Regions from separate parts of the Homo sapiens genome. Here region 1 is linked to region 2. Evidence: chromatin contacts called from ENCODE Hi-C data. All regions are on one chromosome and are shown on one strand. Each heading gives the region's core, a stretch centred on a gene start or an enhancer-like site at or near the end of the contact. The rest is flanking DNA. Distances are from core to core; before and after follow the strand shown.

The links. A loop is a pair of places that touch in the nucleus more often than their neighbours do. Pooled maps may share reads with other maps.
Region 1: a map of sigmoid colon shows a loop between it and region 2 (2.5-fold over the local background). The contact joins the promoter of HSD17B7 here to the enhancer-like site in region 2. A Hi-C loop is called at or near these places in 2 of 168 maps with a recorded cell type or tissue (heart left ventricle and sigmoid colon) and 2 of 50 pooled maps.

The regions. Positions count from the first base shown.
Region 1 is chr1:162,789,339-162,792,038 of GRCh38, forward strand. It overlaps HSD17B7 (hydroxysteroid 17-beta dehydrogenase 7), which reads left to right and starts at 1,364. Exons shown (of 9, transcript NM_016371.4): 1 at 1,364-1,497. The coding sequence starts at 1,463. RefSeq lists a silencer at 1,292-1,351.
Region 2 is chr1:162,731,529-162,734,228 of GRCh38, forward strand. All of the region lies in intron 3 of DDR2 (discoidin domain receptor tyrosine kinase 2), which reads left to right. Among named protein-coding and RNA genes, the nearest start is that of HSD17B7, 58 kb to the right of the region's middle. Within about 2 kb of position 1,368, at least 16 of the 41 ENCODE cell types and tissues checked have a DNase peak (open chromatin) inside an H3K27ac peak, as active enhancers do; they include heart left ventricle and sigmoid colon, where a contact is called at or near this core.

The DNA.
Region 1 (2,700 bases), core at 114-2,613, 58 kb after region 2:
GTTTTCAGGACTCAGACCTTAGTTACAGATTAAAAGAAGTTAATCACTTATGTCTTTAGATAAATGCACACTTACACATAGACAGTTCGCTTAGAAGGCATATAAGCTCTGAAAAACTGTAATTTTGAGTTGGTCTGGTGATAATTTCCAGGCCTTCTCCCTGCAACCGGTTACAGAAATAAAAACTCTCTTCCTCCCCAGCTCATCTGCATCTCGTTATTGGGCCTTGAAAAATAGCAGCCCAACCCTCAGTTTGGTCTGAGAACAGAAGGTTGTAGGGAGAGTAGCCTTTGATCCTTTGCTACTGGGGAGTGGGGAGATGGGGTTTTTCCTTCTGGTTTAGCTTTAGGAAGTTGGTGTTAATTGACCCTAGGCTCTCGGCCCCCAGACCCAGGTGTTTTCCTTTTGATCCAGCTTTGGGAAGCCAGCACCAATTGGTCTCAGATTCCCTACTTCCAGCCCTTGCTGTTTTTCCTTGATTGAGCTTTAGGAAGTCAGCACGAAGTGGCCTTAAGTACCCTGCCTCCAAACCCTATTCTGCCTCATTTTGGCAGAGTACTTTTATATGTCTTGGATCTAATAATAAAATATCGGGGCTTGTGTTTTGTATGCCTTTTGCTTTTCTTTTTCTAGCACTTTATTTTTTTGTATTTTCTAAAAGCACCCATCTGGGATGGCTTGGAGACAAAAACAGGTCCTTTAGCACAGTTTGAGATGCACTGATACAGAAGGTTACAGCACATTCTCAGTACTTCGGAGAATGAAGTTCTGAGATTCTGATTCCACGCCACATTCCAAGTTTTGAATACTGGTAATTTACGTCTGATTCTACATAAAGTTCTTAATAAAATCAGTGCTCATTTTCTCAAATAAGCTTCTTTAGAGGAGGAGGTCTGGGATCAAAAGTTGGGCTGTGAAGTGGCACAATGCCTGGATCTGTACATCCAAAAAGGAGTGGAAAATTAGATGATAATCGCCCAACTTTGGCTCCTAGACCCAAACCTTTTCTCTAAAATGGGCACTGGTGCAAATACCGTGAGGCCTTCCTGCAAAGAAGTGCCAATCTCAGGCGCCAGGGCACAGACCCAGTGCGTGTCACAGATCCTGTCCTGAGTGCTAGGCCGGGTGACGCCCCCACCAGGATTAAAGATCAGGCGCCCGCTGAGCCCTAGGAAGCAGTGACAGACACCTGCGCCTAGGCGGAGCGAGAAGAGCCTGGAATGGCTCCGGGCTTTGCGTCACGCAGCTCCGCCCCTCGGCCTATCTCACCCGACGCCGTCTCCGAGGGCAGGGAACGGTTGGCGGACTGAGATTGGAGGGATCAGCTCAGACTCGATGACGCAACGGGAGGCGGGGCGTGGCCGTACTCTGATTGGTGACGGGTGAGGCGGCCCGAAATCGTAGGACTTCCGAAAGCAGCGGCGGTGTTTGCTTCACTGCTTGGAAGTGTGAGTGCGCGAAGATGCGAAAGGTGGTTTTGATCACCGGGGCTAGCAGGTGAGGCCTCCTTTGGGTTGGCAGAGGCGGCAGCGGATCAGGGGTCCGAGAGAGCAGGGGTCTGCGACCCTCCACGAACGGACCCCGGAAGCGCCCGCCCCTGGCTTTGCCTAGGTTCCCCGGAGTCTGCAGCAGGTGTGGGGCATGTCGGCCTCTTGAGGTGCTCAGTAACTGGTGCTTTGTATTAAACATGACAGTGAAAAGGAAAACTAGAGCATCAGTAAGTGATGAGTGTCGCAGTGATGATCCTGAGGTTATCAAGGCAATGGGGTACTCAGGCGGGCTCCGCCCCTTTTCCATCTTTGCCTACTGTTCGTATTTATCGTCAGTGCCCAATATTTTGCTCCTGACCACGTGATCATGTCTTATACTCCAGGTGTTTTGTCTGTACAAGCCTTTTGCCTACAAATTTGAACACCCATGAACATTAGGACGGTGGAGAGAAAACAATCCCGTTTCATTTAGCTCAGTGCTAGAGAGCTAACATACTCTTCAGAAACCCAGAGAAAATTAATCTTTTCCTATGAAGGCATGGTTGGGGTGCAGAATAACCAGCTCATAATAATTCCAGGGTTGCTCGTTTAGTCTCTCAGCCTCTTCTGTTGCTTGTTTTACCTGTCATTTGCACTTCTGTGAAAAATGTGTGGAGGATGAAGCCAATCAAACCATTTTTCTACTAGTTGCATTTGGCATTTTTAAATGATTAAGACAGAGGACATGTTAAACATTTAAGATTGATCCACTTTCAATTATTTAACCACATGCGTATTAACTAAGCCAGCTTGGTAGGTGTCTGCATTTGGCAACTTTTTAGCATACCCTCTCAAGTGACTTTAACCGTTGATTGGTGCTTCTTATGTGGAAGGTACTGAGTAAGTCAGAATTGATTTTGTCTGTTTCTTTTACATATATTGTGACATGTGCAATTGTATATTAAATGCCTACTGTTCTCATGTGAGGACAAATAAATATTTTTGATGCTTTGTTGTTGGTGCTAATAGATTACTGATGGTTCCAGGCTCTTTTTGGGTTTTAACTATTAACATATTTGCCTGGAATCAGCTTAAGTCTTGAAAGAGAACTTATTACCCAGCTTTTCATTGCTATCAGCCAGGCTGGTCTGACTGCTGTCACCACTCCTATGCGGTTTTACAATGCTGGTTTTGAAGTTCTTTGTTTCCAAGTGGTGTACTCATCTAATAT
Region 2 (2,700 bases), core at 118-2,617:
CATAATTAACTCATATATTCCTTATGGCATTCCTATAAACAAGTGCAATTACTACCATGAAATTGAGAGGCTGAAAGCTTAAGTAACCTTTCTAAGGTCATAAAACCTTTTAATTGTTTAAGGAAGAGTGAATGTACTATTTTAAACAAATAGTTCTCTCTTCTCCTCTTAGATATCATTTATTGAGCCCCATTACATTCTATAAAGTATGCTAACTTCTTTGTATACATTATGTTAACCTTGGCTTGGCAGGATTATGAAAGATGAAGAAACCGAAGTTCATAGAGGTTTGGTAACTGGTAGTGGGGTCCCATAATTCAGAAGTGGCAGAGCCAAGTCTTAATATAAACTTTCCATGATTCCAAACCGTGGCCTCAGTTTTCTTCTTCACTCCTGATCTGCATAGCTACCCAGTTTCCTCTTCAGCTTACCTTCTTGTTGGGGAAAGGAGATACTATTTACTATGAAAGTTTCACTGTCTTTGTTAACCAGGAAGAAGAATTCATTATCTGATCCCTATGTTAGTATCCTGAAACCCACTACAGCTTGGGGACTGCTCTCCTGGGGCTCTGCAAGAATTGTTTCTGGAAAGTATTTTGGGCTTCCAGGAAAACTGCAATCCTAAAGGTCTATTCCTAAGGGGAATTTCAACTTGTGCAAGAGGTCTGGGTGACCATTATACCCAAAGAATAGCCCTGTAGGCTGAAGAAAGAAACCCAAATAATCTTTCTTGGCCCCCCTGTGGAATCCCATTGTGTCAATATTTATCTGCACAAAGGACCAGTCTGAAACAGCCTGCTCTGTGAAGCTTGTGGGAAGCAGGGCCTCAGTGACAGTTTCTTTAAGTGGACTACCTTGTCCTTTCAGAAACTGGAAGAACTAGACCATGGTAGCCTAGGGTTGGAGGAGGAAGAACCAGGGATCAGGAGACCTGAATTTCAGTCCTGGTTACCCTAGCCCTCTGTGTGAACTTGAGTAAGTCACTTCACCTTTCTGGGCCTCAGAGGTTCTGATATTTAACACGGAGACATTAGAGGGATTGGCTTCTTAAATTTGCTTCTGGGCTCCAACGTTTTATGATTGCAGATGTCCCTTTAGATTGTAGACTGGCTTGAGACCGCTGACCCCAATAATGCCCCTCAGTCAGTCTTGTCTGGGCCCAGAGAGGCCCAGGTGTCAGGTCTCTGCACCTCAGGCCTCATGTGGGCCATGTGTGTGTTTTCCTGGAAGCTGCATATAGGACACTCATTGACGGGGAGCCCGTGGTCTGGAGCTAGTAGTGAGATGGTAAACATTATGGAACAAGCAGCCCTTTCAGGCTCTCAGCCTTGGCAGGATAGTATGAAAAATAATTCTTGGGAAGCTGGGGACTGGTGGCAGCTGCTTCTCCTCAGCCTGCCTGCCAGGCCCTACCAGAGCTTGGAGGGCTGGAGCTCCCTGCTGGGCCTGCCACAGCCTGTGCTGGTAGTTTTCCACTCTGGGAAACTGGAAAAGTGAATTGGCTTCTCTGTCCGGGAGATTGGTGGGTAGCGGAAGCATCAGAAAACCGCTAAGACAACTCAGCAGGAAAAACCAGGAGACACTTCTTTGCTGCAGGGTCTCTTGCTTCCCTTGCCATTCCCAGCTTTTTCATGCTTCTTTACAGTTCATGATAGAACAAAGACAGACTGGTGGGATTTGATGAACGAGGAAGTGGAACTGGGGGAAAGCAAGGAGACCTGACATTTAGGGCTTGGGCCAACTTGGCAGTTCTGAGTCTTGACTATTGGCTGAGATCCCTTCCACAGAAGGAGTTTACCCAAAATAGGCACATTCAATGGGAAAACCACACTGGTACAGCTCAGAAGTGCCACGTTGGTTGCCCTGGGCTTTTCCTGGTTCCAAAGATTCAGTAGGATGAGAAAGGTCATCCAAGATCATCTTGTCCATTTTCCTGTGCCTTTTCTCTAAGGCCCTTGGGCATACTGAGTCACTGAGAAACTTTGCCTATTTTCTTAATGTGACTATTGCTGATTTACTAAGTTCTTATCTCTGAATTGTCTATCCTCATCCTTATATTACTTTGTCACAATTTCTAGACCTCCATCCTAACTTTCGTTGTCTGGAGATTGTGTGCAATACTTGTAGCCCTCTCTGCCTTTTCATCTACTTATTTATTTGCCAAACGTGTGTTAAGCATCTCATGGGTGCTGTGTGTTGGCAGGTACTGAGGGGGAAAAGGAAGAATCTGACATGATTACTATTCTCAAAGTTGCTCACAATTTCAACAAGGAGGTAACCAAGCACAAGAGTAACAGAAAATCTCCGTTGGAGTTTGTTACTTAATAGAGCTCGCCTACACACCATCATCACTTTAATCCCATACCACGTTTTAGTATTTTCCATAGCTTCGTCACATTATCTGAATAGAAAGAGCCAGTAATAGCTACTGTCAAATACATAATCAAATTGTGCCTATTTGATTATGAAAAATCTATTTTCTTTTTTCTGTCTCCCCTACCGGAATGTAAGATCCATGAGACAAATTATTTTATCTGTCTTGCTTACTACTGTATCTTCAGAAGAACACCCGATACACAGCAAAAACTTATTTATTAAATAAATACATACACATTTGTAAAAGAAATACATTTGTGAACTCAATACATGCAGGTAAAGATAGGTTGCAATAAAATATGTCATGACTCAGACTTACAAGGA